4 separate regions of the Homo sapiens genome follow, and all the other regions are linked to region 3. Evidence: chromatin loops called from intact Hi-C (ENCODE). Cell type or tissue: CD14-positive monocyte. All regions are shown on one strand. Region 1 holds the start of TNFSF18 (TNF superfamily member 18). Region 2 has its middle 41 kb from the start of TNFSF18. Region 3 has its middle 72 kb from the start of TNFSF18. Region 4 overlaps TNFSF4 (TNF superfamily member 4).

Region 1 (5,000 bases), 72 kb after region 3:
TTCTTATGTATAGTATCAATTTGGGCGTCTGTCTCCCTGCGGATAAGGTTTCAATTTGGTTAGATGGCAAATTCATTGGCAGCTGTTACTTTTTTTTTTTTTTTTTTTGAGACGGAGTCTCACTCTGTCGCCGGACTGGAGTGCAGTGGCGCAATCTCGGCTCACTGCAACCTCCACCTCCTGGGTTCAAGCGATTCCCTTGCATCAGCCTCCCGAGTAGCTGGGACCGTAGGCGCGCGCCACCACGCCTGGCTAATTTTTTGTATTTTAGTAGAGACGGGGTTTCACCATGTTGGCCAGGGCAGCTCTTACTTTTTAAAATATCCCCCAAATCTCCTAGCACAGTAGTGGGCAGATAGTAAATGTTTGACATGGATTTGCTTGTCAGATTTAATTGAAAAACAAACAAACAAAAAAAACCCAGAAACTTCATGCTCAAGTATCTGAGCCAGGGACGGACCATAAACCCGAAGCTTGAATTGGTGCTCATTTACCTCTTGTCAAATCCTGAGATATAACATGTAATCCTGATAACTTACACCAAAATCGTGCCAACTGTGACTCATTGCTCTAGAATTTCAGAAAGTCTTGCCTACTGTTACCTGTCTTAACTTGAAGTTTCCTCATTTCTAAATCCTATTTCATGAAAAGAGGCCCTAGAATATAGTCTTCTTGAAATAAGTATGTCATCTTTCTTAAGATACTGTCATAAGGTTAAATAATTAATAAGGATATTCCAGGGCCTAACAGTGGTTAAAGGCGGAAGGAGGAACTGGATTTTATTTAAAACAGTTTCTCATGTGAATAAATGTTTACCTAAGGTAGCAAGCCAGGGAAATTCCCTCAAAAATTTGGAAAGCAGACAGGAAAAGGGGCAGATCATAAAAACAGGAAGGACATAATTTAACTTCCAATTTTAAGTTCTGTGCTTGTGTATATGAATTCCAGATCTGATGCAAGTGCAAAGGTTATGGGATCAAGGCATCAGTCTTTTTCTAGAGTAAGTTTATTCTTTATCCCTGCATTGCAGCATCTAAGTACAGAGCCACAAAAACATTTGTTGTGTTGAAAAATCATTTTTGTGTAACTGGTCTTTTAAGAAGTAGTTTATTGAACAAGGTAAAATAGGGCCCAAATTAAAATTTTGACAGTTCAGAGAGAAATATTGCTAATAATATTGTAAATAGTGCAATATTAAGACAAAATGGTTGGATTACAAAGCAGTATCTGTGGGCTTGAGTTTTCACTCCATCATTAACCAGCCAGCAGTGATTTGAGACACTACTCACACCCTCTTGTCCTTAGTTTCCTTTTTTTGTAAAGGAGGATGTTAAATCTCTGGACTTTTTTCTAATTTATAAATCGTCAATTCTCTCTTAGATTAAAAAATAGGTTTTCCAAAATACTTTCATTGTACTTCCTTTTGTTTAAGTAAACTTTAGGTGAATTTTATCTTGTGGGAAAGATAAAGAATGTTCATTCTTTTCTAGGATTTAATAATTGAATTAAACTTCACTACATCGCTAAAGAGGGTAGAGAAGAGATAATCTAACATTTATGGAATGCATAAACTTTTCACCTTCATTTCATTCTCCACAAAAGCATTATAAAGTGAAAATTTTCTCCATTTTACAGTGAAGGAAACTGAAGCTCAGAGAACTCAAGTAACATGCCTAAGGCCACAGAGCAGGTAGGAACTGGGCAGTGCCAGCCTCTGCTCTTGAGGTCTGTCTGATTTAAAAGCCTGTGTGACTGAGGTCCATAGAACCAGGAGACTTCCTCAATTTTGTAGTAAACCCATATTTTTGGGCCCAGGAAGAAAACCCAAGGTTTTTTTTTTTTTTTTTTTGGAATAGAGTATAAGCTCTGGCTGAGGGCAGGATGCAGGAAAATATCCTTCTGTAAAATAACTTCTTATGCCAGAACTAGATTATCAGAGTTTAAAAATGATGAAATATAAAATTGAGCTTGTTGTATTTACAATTTTTTATTAAATTCTTGTAATACACTTGATATTTTCTAGAGACTCAGAATGAACGCATTCTATACACTAGAAATTGATGAAACATTTTTGTGAGTATAGATTTTATTTTTCCAGGTTTACTGAAGTATAATTGACAAATAAAAATTGTGGGTATTTAAGGTAAACAAGATGATGACTTGATTAAAACTCTATTTTTTCCAAACTAGAGATCCTAGCCTCTCCAACTTCCTAACACTCTGCCGCTCATGTACATGATATCTGGAGTATGGTAGGGGGATTAATCTCAAACTTTATTTTTTCTTATAAAAAGTGATTTTCTTATCTAGAAATAATCTGGAATACTTTCTTAGATGAGAGCACACCACTTTATTCTCCCAAGCCTCCTCTACACGTGCACTGTACTGCCGTTTGATTTAGGAAAGAAATTTTTTTCCCCTCTGAACTTCCCTTGTGCTTTTTTTTTTATGTTCTGAGTTTGTGTTGGCTTTCAGCCTTCCGTTCCTTTTGTTGTATTTGATCTGGTGCCAAATGAGAGTCAGCACTTAAGTTATAAGTATCATTTTCTAACACAGTGACAGAAGGAAAACTCCGCCTTCCACACCCACTACTAATTACCATATTGCTACAAAACATGACATTGCATCCTTCACCCATCACTTGTGAATTTTTGTTTTCCACAGCTCTCATTTCTCCAAAAATGTGTTTGAGCCACTTGGAAAATATGCCTTTAAGCCATTCAAGAACTCAAGGAGCTCAGAGATCATCCTGGAAGCTGTGGCTCTTTTGCTCAATAGTTATGTTGCTATTTCTTTGCTCCTTCAGTTGGCTAATCTTTATTTTTCTCCAATTAGAGGTAAGGAGGCAATTGTACCTAAGGTTACTATTTGCTATAATCCTCTATTTATTTGTTTTTCTAGTTGTTATCATTGTCACTCAGTATTGTTAGCAATAGTTGGAAGGAAGAGATGTGTATACATAATGTAAATACAATTCTAATATTGTCATGACATGGCGTTTGAAGTTTATCTAAAGGTTTTGAGATAAAAGGTATCAGAAAATGCTAAATGTTAGCTGCAGAACTCTGTTAGATAGAGAGAACTGGTTAAGCCAATTGACAGGGGCCTGTGGAGTATTTTTCCTTCCCTCTGCTATAGCTCTTGGTGGAATAAAAAAGGTAAAAATATGAATGAATATCAAGGAATGGGATGCAAGCTATAGTCTTATTTATGGAAAAGACTTAAAAAAATAGTGAAAGACAGGATTAAGTAAATGACAGGTGGTTTGTGTGTCTTTGAGGAGGGAAGTGGCCCTGAGCTAGGTGTAAGAAGATCTGGATTCTGGTTCTGGGTCTCCTAATAACCAGCTGTATAAATTTGATAAAGACATTTAATCTCTCTAGTTTGCAGCTTCTTTATCTAAAAAAACTGGTGGTAGGGGAATGGATTTATTATGATGTTTCTTCTAGCTATAAAATGTCATGATCAAGAATTTATTTAAGGGTAGTATGAAGAATAAATGCCTAAGTCACTCAAAAGCAGGGAACAATGACTTTAGATTGAGTTGATCAGGGAAGACTTCATGGAGGAATGAGAAAGCCCATATCTATTTGGGAAGCCCCTGATGCTTGTCAGGAATTTCCCATTGAGATGCAGGCCAAGCTGTGGGCCTAGAGAATGGGATGGTACACTGGGAATGGAGATTAGTTTTGTTCTTTACTAAAAAATCTTTCCTCACAGTTAACTACGTAGCACTGATCAAAAAGAAAATAAGAAATGCTTTATTTATTTCAGGATTTAGCCTATTTCTGGCTAAATTTGAAGACTCTAAGTTTTGGGGAGAATAAAGTGGCATATGTCCATCTGAGAAAGAGTTGAAATGTGACTGCAGAAACACTTTTCTTAAGGGAACTGACCAGCAAAGATTTCAAAGATATAGTTCTACCACTTAAGATAAGTAAAAGTAATTGAGAAAAGATGCAGGAGGAAGCAGTCCCCTATTGATATTAATTTAGAGTAGGTATAGCTTTGGCCAATTTTTCCACAGTAGCCCATTAATTTGTATTCCATAACTGTATACAAGGCTTATGTGCAACAGAGGCATTTCTAATTACAACCCTGCTCTCTCAAGAAATGTATGAAGCAGAAGTGTGAACTTTCTGGGTCAGTGAAGTTGAAAGAAAGAATTGTCAGAAATTCTTAGTGTCTAGATTTCTGAAGAAGAGGAAGGGTGAGAATAGCAATAACTTAAATTTGGAAGTGCTTCTTTCTTCTAAAAATTATAAGATTAATTAGCCAGATAACCCTGAAGAACACTGAATATAAGCATCATCAGTTCCTACATATGACTCAGGAATGAATACACAGAAGCCTTTCCCAAAGGCACCCAGCAGTTCTTGCAAAGGGAAAGAGAAAGTCTAATAATGCCAGATCATCTGGGACACCTCTCTTCAGAATCAAACTGGATTAATCCCATGTGTTTGAGCTCTGATTCTGGTTTCTCTCTCCTAGATCCAGTTTCTCAATGAAATGTTCTACCTCTAAAGATAACCCAGAGTTTGTTTCAAATTTGGGGAAGTATAAAATGTTTTTAGAATATTGTTCTGACAGGACACTTGCAGGATTTGTTTCTATGGGAAAAGCCAGTGGCCTGGCCAACCATACATGATATTAGCTTCTGCATTTCACTTTCCACTTACCTGTACTTCCCTTTCCCTATTGGCCACAAATAAATATCTCTGGAAAAGAAGTCTGAGAGGCTGGCAGATAGTGATTCATTATGATGTGGCCACTTCCACATTGTCACAATACCCATGAACCGTGAAGTTTTATTTTGGTCTCCACTCTAGTTTTTACATACAAAGTCCCACTTTCCAGATTGTCTAGACACTACTTTAAAAAGTGTACACTTAAAAGAAAGTGTAACACTTTAAAAAGTGTTAGATGGGAAGCTTGGCTCCTTGGGTCAATTTTTTTCTTTTTTTCTCTCTTCTTTGAGAAAATATTTAACTAAAAGGATA
Region 2 (5,000 bases), 110 kb after region 3:
TTTAGATTTTTTCGATCTTGAAAAATTTTTCTTTGATCCTGCTACCAACTCCAGCAATAGGTGAGGTGGGCTTTTCAAACCGTAGTCTATACCCCTTTGCTTATACTTCCTTATCTTTAAGTTATTCATGGGTTTGTGTTCCACCTCTACCACCAAAATGGAAATTTTAAGGTTATCCATGATGTCTCAAATGACGTATTCTCAGTTTTCTTATTTTTTGGCTTCTTTGAAGGATTAATTTGATTGACTCTTAAAGTCTTAAAACTCTCCCTGGCCCGTGACCTTCAAAATGTTTTACTGTTCTAGTTTTTTATGCTGCTCTAGTTGCCTTTCCAGTGCCCTTAAAATAAATTCCAAGCTATTCACAATGACTTACAAGCTCATTTATAGTTTTGGTCATTTGTCTAACTCTCTAGATTCATCTCTTGCCATCTTCTACCTTGTACTTTATACTCCTCTTGCTAACATTCTTTGGTTTCTTGATAATTGCTGTTTGTCCTTATTCAACTCTGTCCCTGGGACATGCTGCTCCTTCTCCTAGGATACCCATCCCACTTTCCCTTCATTTGGCTAACTCTACTCATTCCTTGTCTCAGCTGAAATGTGAGTTCCCCAGGGAGATATTCCCCAGCCTTTAAAGTAGGGCTGTATACTCTTTGAACACAGAGATCTATATCAAAACATTTATGTTTTTAACTGGAAGTTACCTCAATTAAGCTATAGGCTTTAAGAAGAATGTTTTTATGGCTGTATCTTTCTATAATGTGGCACATATAATTACTTACAAATGGTTGTTGAATGAATGCATAAATGAATGAGTGATCATCCATTCTCTGTCATCTCTATCGATTTCTCTTTTTCCTCTGTCCTTTCATGCACAAAAGTTGGGATAATTATATCTCTCATAATTATTGCATGGCATTTTTGTGAAGATTGAATGAGGTAATGTACACAAAATGATTTATTTCCAAATTCATGCATATAAGTATGCATAAAAACAGACATGCAACAAGATCACTTGATATAATTATTTTCCCTCACTAGCAAGACTTAGTCTCTTTTTTATGGTAAATGATGCTTTCAGAAATATCCATATTAGAATTCTCAGGCACTTCTGAGATTGGACAAATTTGTGTTAATCCTGATTAACCAAAGATACAAGAAGATTTGAGTGAAGGTTATAAAAATCACTGACATCCTTGTGAGGGTTCTCAGGAAAATTTGAGATTTTCTTTTTGCTTTTTTTTTTTTTTTTTTTTTTTGTGGAGGGGAACAGAGTCTCACTCTGTTACTCAGGTTGGATTGCAGCAGGGCAATCATGGCTCACTGCAGCCTCAACTTCCCAGACTTAAGAGGTTCTTCCACCTCAGCCTCCTGAGTAGCTTGGGACTATAGGCATAGGCTACCACACTCAGCTAATTTTTAAATTTTTTTGTAGAGACAGGGTCTCACTATGTTGCTCAGGCTGGTTTTGAACTCCTGGCCACAAGTGATCCTCCTACCTCAGCCTCCCAAAAAGCTAGGATTATAGGCATGAGACACTGCACCTGGCCACTTTTTGCAATCTTAACTCAGGACATAGGAAATTATCCATAAAATAATAATTTCTACCGATAGTTATTCTATCTTGAAAGTAAATCCATATTAAACAATGCCTTTCCTCATACTATAGTATGTTTTTTTTTCAATTTTCCTTGTTTTTGATTCCAGAAAGTTATCTAAGTTCTTTATTAATTAGTTTGTCATGGAACCACAAAAGGATAGATTTGAGAAGTTACAAAATCAGGAAGGGCTTTTATGTCCTTGTATTCACCTGTTGTTTTGGGGGAAATCTTGGTGTGCTTTTAGATAATCTCTGACAGTAGAGTAGAAATGAATAATATTTTTTAGAATTATATTTGAGAAAATCCAAATCCAAGAAGAAGTAATTTGCCTATAGTTCTCTGTGACAGTAGAGTCACAGAACTATACATAGAAATAAGATAATTTTTGATACCAACTTCTAAAAGCTAATCGCCAAGCTGTTTTCACAAATTCTGTTGATCACAACACATTCTGAAGTACTACTACTAATTCAAATTACTTATACTGGGCTTTGGTCTGATTGGATAATACTAATGAAACAAATAAACTAGGTTAAGTCCCTGGAAATTTCCTTATTTTACAGTATTCTAGCTTGTACTAATGTTTTACTAAAAGGGAAGCAGCCAGGAAAGAGGAAACAATACAAAATGATGTCATGTAGTCATGGAACGTGTTCTGGTTTAGTAATATTCATTTGAACTCATGCAAGTCAGCAGCCCTGGCCCATACTCACTGCTTCCTGGTCCAGCACTACAGTAGAGCAGAACCCACATATGGTTATGCTAGAGGGAATAGTGTGTACCTTTGCTAGGCTCTAAGGCAGGATAAAAATATCTACTCAAAGTGGAATCTCAGTATTTGGAACAGGGAATGAATATGCCAAGAACTCCAGGTTGCTAACATATCTTCTGGAGCTGAAGAATAAGTATAACTAATACTTACTAGCACTTAGTGTACCAGGAGCTCTTCTAAGTACTTTATGTGGAACAATTTATTTAATCCTAACAGATCTATGCCAAATAAGACAACTGAAATGTAGAGAAGATAAGAAACTTGCTCAAGTTCATGCAAGAAGTAAACGGCAATGTTAGGCTACAAGCATAGGTAGTTTGACTTTAGGACTGAACTCTTTATCATTTTGCTGTATTAGCTCACTTGTCAATGTCCATTGTAAGCCTCATTTAAGGCATGCAATCCTTACAAGATATTGTGTTAATTGGAGGAGAGTTACTGTCTAGATTGAGAGTAATTATTATGAAGCATACTGATAGTTGACATAAAAATGACAAATGAAAACGTCATTTAATCAAATATTAATTGAACACCACATAACTGACCTCTGGGAAGAACTGAGGAAGCTGTAAAAAAATGGAAACTTGAACCTGCTGACCAAGGCACCAGGCCAGCCTTCCTGAGGACTCTAGCAGCAAATTTACCCATGGACCACTAGAAAGCCATCCTAGAATTTCTGGTTAGACTGACTGATGAAGAGCTTCCCCTGCCAAAGTGAGTCTGTAAAGACTGAAATAAGTGACTACTTCTTTAATTGTGCAGACATCAACACATGGCCAAAAAGATCACACACAATCAGGGAAACATGATACTATCCAAGGAACAAAAAAAAGTGCCAGTAAATGACATGAAGGAAATGATTTACCAACTATCTGATAAAAAATTCAAAATAATCATCTTAGAAAAGCTCAGTGAGCTACAAGAGGATAAAGATAGATAACTAAACAAAATTAGAAATAGTACATGAAAAAAATGAGTTCAACAAAGAGACAGTAACCATAAAAACAACCAAACATAAATCATGACGCAAAATAACATAATTACTGAGATAAAAAATTCCATAGAGAACTTCAACAGCAGATTTGATAAAGCTGAAGAAAGAATCAAGGAGACTGAAGGTAGATCATTTGAATGACCAGTCAGAGGAACGAACAGCACAGAAACAGAAAGAGGAGGAAAGATTACTTTTAAAAATAGTGACAGAAAACTTCCCAAATCTGTAGAGGAAAGGGAACATCCAGATCCATAAACCCCATTGAATCCCAAATAAATTAAATATAAACACATCTTTACCGAGACACATTATAATCTCTCAAAAGTAAAAGTGAAAGATAATTTTCAAAGCAGCAAGAGAAAAGCAACTAGTCACATACAAGATAACACCAAAAGGAAATTTGTGGATTCCTCAGTAGAAAGCTTGCAGGCCAAGGGAGAGTGGAATGAAATAGTCAAAATACTGAAAAAAAAAATCCCATCATCCAAGAGTACTATTCTAGGCAAGGCTTTTAGAAATGAAACAGAGGTAAGGACTTTCCCAGAGAACAAAAGCTGTGAGAGTTCATTACCACTAGACATGCCTTATGAGAAATGCTAAGAAAATTCTTCAAACTGAAAGGAAATCATGCTATTTAGTAATATAAAACATATGAAAATATAAAATTTAGGGATCAAAGTAAGTATACAACCAAATTCAGATTATTCTCATACTGCAGTGGTGGTGTAAGTAGGTATAAGTGCGTAAATCACTTATGTCATTAGTATAAAGATTAAAAGACAAAGCTATTAAAATTAATGATAGCTGTAATAATTTGTTAAGGAATAAACAGTATAACAAGATATAAATTGTTTTTAAATGTGATTGAAGTAAAGTTGCTATGAGCTTAAATGAGACTGTTACAACTACAAGATATTTTATTTAAGCCTCATAACCATAAGGCAAAAACATAATAGATACACAATAGCAAAATAGTCAAAGCATACCACTAGAGAAAAATCATCTAATAACAAAGGAAGACAGCAAAAGAGGAAAAAAAGAACAAAGGAGCTACAAAGCAAGAAGAAAACAATGAACAAAATGGCAATAGTAAGGACTCACTTATCAATAATTACCTTGAATGTAAATGTATTAAATTTTCTAATAAAAAACCAGAGTGGCTGAACAGATTAAAAGAAGAAAACCAGCAGCAAGACCAACTATATGCTGCCTACAAGAGACCCACTTCATGTTTAAAAATATATATAGGCTAGAAGTGAAAAGATAGAAAAAGATATTCCAGGCAAATAGAAAATTTAAAAAGCAGGGGTAGCAATACTTACATAAAATAGATTTTAAGTCAAAAACTGTAAAAAGAGACAAAGAAGGTCATTATATAATGATAAAGAGGTCAATCCTTCAAGAGGAACAACAGTTGTATATATATGCACCCATCATAGGAATACCTAAATAGATAAAGCAAATATTAATAGATCTGAAGGGAGATATAGACTGCAATAAAATGCAATACAATAATAGTAGGGGACTTCAATATCCTACTTTCAACAATAGATAGATCATCCAGGCAGAAAATCAATAAGGAAACATTGGGCTTCTACACTCTAGACCAAATGGGCCTAACAAACACATA
Region 3 (5,000 bases):
AGTAAATCTTCTGGTAGAGGCTCTTCCATCAGCCGGAAGAAAAAAAATCATTGGCTGTCAGAGTAGACAGGGTTGATGTCATTTGATATAAGATATGGATGGTAACATGGGCCTTCAAGGTAATGTTCTTGAAGGATAGGCTGAATTTGAGGTAATGTAGATGAAGGGGAGTGGGTAGTGGTTGAGGTCCTGTAGGGTCAGAATGATATGGATGTTAAGGGCAGAGTAAGGGGAAGAGCGTGGCTGTCACGGGGGTCAGGGTTGGCAATGCAGCATGGAGTCAACAATGTTTGTGATCTTCCCAAGGAGGGCATCCAGGTTGAGATCTCATTATGTAGAAGAAAGCATATTGGAAAATGAGGGAGGAATTAGGGCAGTACAGGAAAATGAGATAATAGACTGTCGAATACCTTAAATTCTATTTAATTCACAATATGTAAGGCACCGGAGTGTTGTAAGTGTCAAGGGGTGCAGCATCAGCAGAATAAAAGAAGTCAGGATTGTCACATGCGTCCGTGTGAACAGACCACCAATCAGGCTTTGTGTGAGCAACAAGCCTGTTTATTTCACCTGGGTGCAGGCGGGCTGAGTCCGAAAAGAGAGTCAGTGAAGGGAGATGGGGTGGGGTCGTTTTATAGGATTTTGGCGGGTAGTGGAAAATTACAGTCAAAGGGGGTTTTTCTCTTGCGGGCAGGGGTGGGAGTCACAAGGTGCTCAGTTGGGGAGCTTCTGAGCCAGAAGGAATTTCACAAGGTTAATCTCTCAGTTAAGGTGGTGCAGGAACAAATCCCAATGGTGGAATGTCATCAGTTAAGGCAGTAACCTGCCATTTTCACTTTTGTGATTCTTCACTTGTTTCAGGCCATCTGGATGTATACTTGCAGGTCACAGGGGATATGTTGGCTTAGCTTGGGCCCAGAGGCCTGACATTCCTGTCTTTTTATATCAATAAGAAAAATAACATAAAATAGTATTGAAGAGTTGGGGCAGTGAAAATTTTTCGGGGGTTGTATGGAGAGATAATGGGCAATATTTCTCAGGGCTGCTTCGAGCAGGATTAGGGGCGGCGTGGGAACCTAGAGTGGGAGATATTAAGCTGAAGAAGATTTTGTGGTAAGGGGCGATATTGTGGGGTTGTTAGAAGGAGCATTTGTCGTATGGAATGATTAGTGATGGCCTGGATGCGGTTTTGTATGAATTGAAAAACTAAATGGAAGACACAAGGTCCGAATAAGAGAAGGAGAAAAACAGGTATTAAAGAACTAAGAATCGGGAGGGCCCAGAACATCTAATTAGAGAGTGCCCAAGGGGGTTCAGCATAATTACTTGCTTGGTTGGCGAGTTTTTTGGCTCTATCCTTGAGTTCTTTTGTTGTTGTTGTCATATACCAGGCCAGATTGATTTAGGTAAAAACAACACTCTTCATTTAAAAATTATACAGAGTCCTCTTTTTTAGCAGTAAGTAGAGGCCTCGGCGATTTTGGAGGAAAGAGAAATGCAAAGCCAGCAATTGTTTGTTAACAAGGAATTGCTTAACGGAATGATATCTGGGGGAGGCAGGGAAATGAGTGAGGGCGTAGGAATCCTGGGGACCAAGAAGCAGCAAAAGTTCTTAGGGTGCTCTGAGTTTCTGAGAAGGAAGTGGTGGAGAGAGAGGCCAAGAGCCAGCCTCTGACAATTCTAAACATTGCCCGTAGTCACAGATGCTCAGTTTATAGACTCAGAATGAGTGTAGTCTTTCAGTGCCTTGACAACCCTTCCCCAGCAGGGACATGTCAGGTTCAAAGTCCGGAGGTCACCTGAGTACTTAATTCCGAGTCCATTTACTCTAGGCCTCTCAGTCTCTGCTGAAGCAGGAACCAGCCCTGATCTCCTTATTTGGGTATTAAGGAGCTGGGAGCTCATCGGACCACTAGAGAACAGGCAGTTCGGGGAATTAAAGGCAGATTAACAAAGGTTTGAGAGTGGAACTGGGCTCCCTGAATGCCAAAAGGAGGAAGCTGTCTACGCCTTCTGAGCCCAAGGCTTTTTTGCTTCCTTTGCTTGGCTTATCCAGCAAGTAGCTGCAGTGTCCCAGGAATGTGCTAAGTAAAGGAAGCATATGGTTGGTTTCACTTTTAAAATTAATTGCAACCTAGAGAAACTGGCAGAGATAGTATCCCTCCGGGGCTTCCGCTTCTCTGTGATGCAACTGGGGCCTGGAGGGTGCAGCTATGATGCAAATAGCTTGGGCCAGCACCAGAGTAATCTCTAGTGGGTGGAACTGTCAGAGGGGATTTTCTTTCTGTTAGGAAAAAAAATTGCATTCTTGCCCAGTGGTAAGAGGAAGAAGCTCCCGCATTTGCTCAATGAATGGAGACACAGCTGCAGAGCAGGAAATCTGAGTTCTGGTTCACTCGACCTGCCTGATTGTAAAGAGTAGTTGATTTTTTTTTTTGGTCCCTGTAGAAGGGTCTTTCTCTTGGCCACTTTAAGCAAGGAATAAAATGGCTTGTTCTCTTCAAGGGAGGAAATCGATCCTCCAGATCTGGGCCAGCACATTTACTTCACACAGCATATTTCTGACCCACCCACAAAATTTGGAAGTTTGTAGTTAGAGAAAGTAGAAGGCTGTCCAGATGAAATAAATGTCCTTCTGCGTCAAAACAGAACTGCTGACTTGACAGACATGTGCTTTGCAAGACCATTTCCAGGAGTGATGACAGAGTTATGATGGCCCACAGAACCTTGTACTTTCATTTACATAATTTGTAAGTTACATCCTGCCTTTTCCTAAAAGGAAAGATTTATGGTGCTTTACAAAAACAAACAAAATGAGCAACCTGGTGATTACAGTAGAAATGGAAGTTCTAAGATAGGAAGATGGAAATATTTAATTAGTAAATATGCCAAAAGGGAAACCAATATTATTACTGTGAATTGCATGTTCAAATAGTGAAAAGAAAGCAGCTCAAGTAGCCAAGTAGCCAAATAATAAAAAAAAAGAAGAAAAGAGGAAAGAGAGGGACCTATACTTATATAATATCTAGCATTACACTATCATTACACTAGGCACTTTTGTAGCTTTCCTTTAGTCCTTAGAACAGCCCTATGAGGGAGTTATTATTGTTGTTCCTACTTTATAAACAATAACAGAGAGTTTAAATATAGTAGCCCAAGATTGTATGACTAGTAGTTGGGACTAGGATACAGCTTTTTATTTTCATGCCTAATGGGGATCCAAGAAGATAGATAGTCTCAGTGGAGTTAAGAGTGTGGGTTCTGGAGAAACAGATGTATGGGCTCAAATCCTGGCTCCAACAAGTACTAGATGGATGCCTTCTGGAACATTATTTAACTACTCCACGCCCCATCTCTGAAATGGGGATAATGAGGATTACATGTGATAATCTATATAAAGCAAGTAGAATAATACTTGGAACACAGTAAATGCTCACAAAGTATTAATAATTGTTATACAGAAACTGTGGGAGTGGGTTGGCCAACAACTGTTGTGGTTTGTATTTTTTTTCTTCCTGGGTATCTTTTAAAGATAAAATTGAAACAGTGTCTGTCTATCACTCCTCTATCATAATTATTTGTACATTTATGGCAGCATATTCTTTGGTTGGCTCTTCCTATGGCAATACATTGTAATATTCTCCATAGAAAATAGAAAGATAATTCAATATTTAACCTAGCATGGCTGATCAAAATTTGTTTTTTTATGGATGACAGACGGAAAATTTTTCTTTCATCTTCAGCACTATTTATTTATTTATTTATTTATTTATTTATTTATTTATTTATTTTTTGAGACGGAGTCTCGCTCTGTTGACCAGGCTGGAGTGTAGTGGCGCCACCTCTGCTCACTGCAAGCTCCGCCTCCCGTGTTCACGCCCTTGTCCCGCCTCAGCCTCCCGAGTAGCTGGGAGTACAGGCGCCCGCAACCATGCCCGGCTAATTTTTTTTTGTGTTTTTAGTAGAGACGGGGTTTCATCCTGTTAGCTAGGATGTTCTCGGTCTCCTGACCTCGTGATCTGCCCGCTTCGGCCTCTCAAAGTGCTGGGATTACAGGCGTGAGCCACCGCGTGTGGCCTCAGCACTCATTATTAAATGTTCCCGATGTAACTGCTTGCCCGAGGATAAAGCTTCAGAGAATTCCAGCCCTGGAGTTCTCTCACATCTAGGATGTGATCTAGGCTGAGAGCTGCTGCCTCAGAAGCTCGTCCAAATTGGCGAAGCTTTTTAGCTCCCGGTTTCCTATCCCCACTGGGCTAGTCTTCAGGATGTGAGGAGGCCTTGGAGACTGAGTCATAGTGGCTCTCAAGGCAACATCTCATTAGATTCTTCTTCTTGGAGTAAACAATAGAGTCCAGAAGCCTGATGAGGTCTGCTTCTGGGGGCAAGCAGGTTGTTTCTGGGGGCAACGTGCATGTGTAGGTACTGCTGGCAGTCCGTGGGCCCTACTCATGGCCCCAGGACCAATGTGGCCAGCCCTAGGCACCATGCCATTCTTTCCTCGGCTGCATTCTTCCCTGGTGAGGAGTTGGCAGGCCAGACGGTTATGCCTATCTGGAGCTGGTGGACTCCTAAACTTACTGCTTCTAGGGCTTGCTTGGATCTCTCCCCTGGGTTCATCCTTCAGAGGGTAAACCACAGTTGTGGTATGTGCATCCCTATGCTTCAGAGAGGCTGAAGAATAGTGGTATTCATCAGAGATGGGATGAGGTGGGAGTGGGCCCTCCAGATTATTATGAAGCCATATCTCCAAGTAAGAGGGGAGGATATGTTTTATTTAACAGTTTGGTACTCGATTGTAACATTCATGTATTTATATGTATAGTATGAGGGCCTCCCTTTGTACTCTTACCATGGCTTCACAAATTTTGTGTGTGGACCTGTTGGTGAGTGACAGATCTCTGATCACAATTTAGCATGTATCTTGGGCGCCTGCGCCCAGTTTGTTCAGCTCTTTTCATGAGCCTTCTTCACCCTTACTAAGAACAACTGCTTCTCCT
Region 4 (5,000 bases), 71 kb before region 3:
GGAGGTTAAGAGAGAGATGACTGGGAAAATATGCTGGCAGAGATGGTAAGGGTTTGGCATGGAGAAAGAGAAGGCTTTGGATGGCAGTTAAAATGGCTTTTCTTTGTGTTCATTAAGTCCCAATAAACTCGTTATCCAACAAGGTTTTCAAAGCCACACATCTTTGTCTCTAAGAAATGTAACTTTTGGGATAAGTCTTTCTGAATATGAGAAACTCCTTCACCAAAGAATCAGTTTTTCCCATTTTTCCTACTCCTCTCTCTAGGTGGAATTCTGAACTTCCGTGATCAGAAGTCAGGGCTCATCTTTTTGTAAGGGGGCTGCTTCCACTGAGAATAGACCATGTCTGTCAGATAAGGATCTATCCTCTCAGTCTACTGTGGTGGCTAAGAGTGAAAAATTCTCCCTTTCTCTTCTGAGGCCCCTTGAGACACACCCTGAGAGCTTGTGAGGTCATGCTTTCATGATCTCTCAGATCTCCACTGGTTGGCATGAAGCCCAAGGTGCGGGGAGGAGAGGTTCACGTCCAGTGGCAGTGGTTTGGTGAACTGGGGAGTCCCCACTCCAGATGTGTTTCCCTCTACTAGCCCACTACTACCACCCTCTACTAGCCCACGTCCCACTGCTGCCCACCACCAAGGCCTTGACATTGTGGCCTTGTACCAAGCAAGGAATGGCAAGGCCGGTATAGTGAGTGCAGAGCCCACTTCCTGGTTTCATGCTTGGTGAGTATCATTTGCTCCTGCCACAGATACCCTTCACCAGGACAAATGTCAAATGGGTTTAAGGTCGACAGCCCCATACCACATCCTAGTGAGTCAGAATTAGAGGTACACACTCTCCAAAGATGAGCTCTTGAAACAAGTGTCACTTTCTTGGGAACACAGCACAGCCTGCTGAATAAATGCCAGATATCAGACACTTTCCACCTTTGTTTTTGGACAGCCCAGTGCTAAAAGCACTGAAGGAGGCCAAGAAAGAACCTAATTCTGACTCTTCTTTGCTACACCTGCATGGGGAGCCTGCTTTGTACTTGTCCATGGGCCTGCAGTTCCTTGCCAGGACAGTTTTACCTAATCAGAGCTGAGCTAATAATTCTGGCAACCTGAACTACATAGGCAACCCTGCAACATTGGTTGAGGAGCTCTTTCTAGAGCAGGGTTTCTGGATATTTTGATGTATATCTGTGTATTTTGACAACTATTCAAAAATTAATATTTAATCTTATTCAGTATTGATGATGAAAACAATTCAAGTTAATTTAGGACCCTCAGATAAATGCTTTTTTTTGGTGTTATTTACTCTTATGATAGTGTAGGATAAAGAGAAGGGATGTTATCATGAACTTGGGATTCACCTGAACTCAAATGAATAAATATTTATTCCCGACCAAGTTCTTAGCAGCACTAATTTTTATTTCCCTATCTGTAAAATATGGGTAGTTATTCTTTCTACATCACAATGTTATTTTGAGCAGCAAATGGGATAATACATTTGAAACAGTGCATAGCATATTGTAAGTACTCAATAAGGTTTTATTTATTCTTTGCCTTTTTTTTTTTTTTTTTTTGAGACAAGTTCTCTCTGTCATGCAGTGGCATGATTGTGGCTCCCTGCAGCCTCAATCTCCTGGGCTCAAGCGATCCTCCCACCTTAGCTTCCCAAGCAGTTGGGACCACAGAGGTGTACCACCATGTCCAGCTATTTTTTTTATTATTTTTTTATTTTTTTGTAGAAATAGGGTTTCACCATGTTGTCCAGGCTGGTCCTGGACTCCTGAGTGCAAGTGATCGGCCTGCTTTGACCTCCCAAAGTGCTGGGATTACAGGTGTGAGCTACCGCACCAGGCCCTTTTTCTTGAATGCACAAAGGATGGCCTCATTTCTAGACTTTTCTTCCAACTATTAATAATTATAGAATGTCTTTTGCTCATCCAGCTCTTCTCTGTCTTTCAAGGCCTAAGTCCAGGTCTTTCCTCCTTGTGCTGTCAAAGCCTACAGTGATTTTTCTGTTCTTTGAAATGTTATGACTTACATTGCCTGTAGGTATTTACTAAAGGTTTTATGTACAGGGACTATTTTCCCAACTGGCATAGAAGTTCATCAAAAGTAAGGATTGTATGTTCTATCTCCTTGTGTTCCAAGAGTTGAGTGTAATAACTGCTGCATAGCAAGTACTCAATAATTGCTGATGTTATTTTTAACCAAACTACCAAATAATATGACAACCATACTATTCATTCAACTACTGAATAACACTTACAGCAGAGAAAAAATTTCTTGAGCACCAGCTTTTGGACAGGCATGCTTTTTGCACAGGGTGTGGTTGAAGATAAATTCTCTGGATTTAGACTTTTGGAAGTTCATAGTTAACAGCAGTGATTTTTAAATCTGAACCTTGGTTACTTGTAAAAATGAAGATTCCTTGATCTACCCAGACCTTTTGAATTAGAGTCTTTGTGAATAATCTGACCATCTGCACTTAAAACAACAACAACAACATATTTTGGTGGTGATTCTAATGCACATTTAGAGTTTAAGAACCACTGGGCTGGTAACCTTCCTGTTGCATTATCAGCTGCTGCCAGACATGACGCTTGTACATTACATTATTCAGTCATTTGGTCAAAGAGCCCATATTTGCCAAGTGGGTACTTGATTGTTCCTTTTTTTTTTTTTTTTTGCTTCACTTATGGGAGCCCTGAAACCCAAGAGGGAAGCCTGGAGTGTGGGCTCTCCCTTTTCTTTCTCATGATGAGGTCATTGCCAATCATCTGTACGGCAACTTCTTCTTTTCTCTAAGCTTGCTATTAAAGTGGACATAAGGAATGGAATATTAAAATCTTCATAGAATTTTTTTCTTCAAATTCGCGTGGGAGAAAAATAGTACTTGTGTGGTATAATAAAAATTACTGAAATTGAAGGGCATGCATCAAATCTCTTCACTTCTGTGAGCCTTAATTTCTTCATATGCAAAATATAATGTTCAACTAAAATATGACTTCTTTTGCATTTTTTTCATGCTTCTAAGACCATTACATTCAAAATTCACGGCTATACTTCAATTCTGGCATGGATACTTAGGAGCATTTGCATTTCATCCTTGAGTATGGTGTGGACTCTTCAGACCTTCCAGATTGAAGAAGCTTTAGTCTATAGACTGTGCTTAGATGGAAGCCCCCTGGCCCTTTGATATTTTCTATTTTCTTTGAGTATGTGGAGAAGATCTGGGGATTTTGCTTTTCTTGATATACAAAACACTAAGTCTATGTGTGGGGGTAGACCAAATGTCTTCTGATTGTTTTCTGTCAACCTTTCTCATGAAACCCAAATTCTTTTGTATTGTTTCTCTGAGGTACAGGGAGTCAGAGCACTGATATGATAACTTTGTTAGTCTTTGTTTTTTTCTTTAATCCATTCCTTCATTCTGTTGTCATATAGTTTATATAGTATTATGTAGAATAAATTATGAACATGACATGGATATTGTTTTCCGTGTGCATCCAAGAATAATTGCTGATGTTTATTAACTTCTTGCAATGTTCCATGACAGGTCCTGATCACTGACATATATTATTTCATTCAAACTTTACAACTCTCTGATATACAGATTTTTACTATCTCCATTTTACAGATTAAGGAACAAAATCAGCAAGATAAATGCAATTTTCCCAAGGTCACACAGCTAAGTAGTCTTGAGTAGAGGAGATAAGACTTGTATTCACTGGCAGTATAATCAGTCAATAGAGTGTTTTTTAATGTTGGGGTTAACTGTACATTCTGTGGGTTTTGACAAGTGTATATAATGACATGTATTCACCATTACAGAATCATACAGGATGCTTTCACTACCCTAAAAACACCCTGTGCTCTACCTGTTTATTCCTCCCCCATTCCTAACCCCTGGCACCCACTGATCTTTTTAATCTCCATAGTTTTGCTTTTTCCAGAATGTCATATAGTTAGGTCATTCAGTATATACCGTTTTCAGATTGGCTTCTCTTGTATAATAATATGCATTTAATATTCCTCCATGTCTTTTCATAGCTTGATAGTTCATTTCTTTTTAGTGCTGCATAATGTTCCATTGTATGGTTGTATCAGTTTATTTATCCATTCACCTACTGAAGGACGTTTTGGCTGCTTCCAAGTTTTGACAATTATGAACAAAGCTGCTATAAACATCTTTGTGAATGAGTGACTTTAAATACTTGTATGGGAATACAGAGACTGAAACTCAAGGATTTGATTTAGGCCTTGAAGATGGTAAGATTTTAATGGGCAGAGACAGATGGAGGGACATGCTGGAGGCAGTGGTGTGATCTTGGCTCACTGCAACCTCTGTCTCCTGGGTTCAAGCGATTCTTGTGCTTCAGCCTCCCCAGTGGCTAAGATTACAGGTGCATACCACCACGCCTTGCTAATTTTTGTATTTTTTGTAGAGACAGGCTTTTGCCATGTTGGCCAGGCTGGTCTCAAACTCCTGATCTCATGTGATCTGCCTGCCTCGGCCTCCCAAAGTGCTGGGATTACAAGCGTCAGCCACTGCATCTGGCCTACATTTTTAAAATGCTTACCACGTACCATGTGCTGGCAAACTGCTGGATGCTTTAAGTTATCCTATCTAAACTTGGTGTTCATCTTCTGGAAAGTTCCGCTCACAGTATTATGTCTTATTTTCACATGTATAAAGGCTAAAGCGAAGAAATGCTATAACTTTTCCAAATTCAAAGAACCAGAGAAGTCACAGTTTGAACTAAATCTGACTCCAAAGTCTATGCTCTTTGTGCCATCCTACCAGGCTGCCTACCCAAGTGCAAGGAGATCAGAACAAATAGTTGGCTGGATCATTAGACACAGAAAGGATATATGTGGCAATAAAGCTTGACAATGAGGTTGGAGCCAGGCTCTTCAGAGCTTTGACTTGGGCACTGTGGGGGTGTCTCTGGGCACTGGGGTAGTCAGCATGAGGTCATCAGGTATGGAGGATGAGGGGGAAGA

What was found. Hi-C counts contacts between places; a loop is a spot of excess contacts. Peaks named below come from ENCODE experiments on the same cell type or tissue, not always from the same donor. Only the 100,000 strongest peaks of a DNase experiment are listed, where the experiment ranks them.
Region 1: a loop joins it to region 3, with 2.2 times the contacts of the local background. A loop is called at or near these places in 6 of 110 quality-filtered maps.
Region 2: a loop joins it to region 3, with 2.5 times the contacts of the local background. A loop is called at or near these places in 5 of 110 quality-filtered maps.
Region 4: a loop joins it to region 3, with 2.1 times the contacts of the local background. A loop is called at or near these places in 13 of 110 quality-filtered maps.

Annotation. Positions count from the first base shown.
Region 1 is chr1:173,048,578-173,053,577 of GRCh38, reverse strand. It overlaps TNFSF18 (TNF superfamily member 18), which reads left to right and starts at 2,637. Exons shown (of 3, transcript NM_005092.4): 1 at 2,637-2,837. The coding sequence starts at 2,682. In CD14-positive monocyte, no CTCF peak of the experiment used is centred here; DNase peaks (open chromatin) are centred at 2,517 and 4,737; H3K27ac peaks cover 896 bases.
Region 2 is chr1:173,007,092-173,012,091 of GRCh38, reverse strand. No RefSeq gene overlaps it. Among named protein-coding and RNA genes, the nearest start is that of TNFSF18, 41 kb to the left of the region's middle. In CD14-positive monocyte, no CTCF peak of the experiment used is centred here; a DNase peak (open chromatin) is centred at 2,271; H3K27ac peaks cover 649 bases.
Region 3 is chr1:173,120,359-173,125,358 of GRCh38, reverse strand. No RefSeq gene overlaps it. Among named protein-coding and RNA genes, the nearest start is that of TNFSF18, 72 kb to the right of the region's middle. RefSeq lists a silencer at 1,795-2,089 and an enhancer at 2,116-2,681. In CD14-positive monocyte, no CTCF peak of the experiment used is centred here; DNase peaks (open chromatin) are centred at 2,228 and 2,668; H3K4me3 peaks cover 1,379 bases; H3K27ac peaks cover 2,297 bases.
Region 4 is chr1:173,191,451-173,196,450 of GRCh38, reverse strand. The region is part of intron 1 of TNFSF4 (TNF superfamily member 4); the gene reads left to right. Among named protein-coding and RNA genes, the nearest start is that of TNFSF4, 13 kb to the left of the region's middle. In CD14-positive monocyte, no CTCF peak of the experiment used is centred here; a DNase peak (open chromatin) is centred at 2,690; H3K27ac peaks cover 719 bases.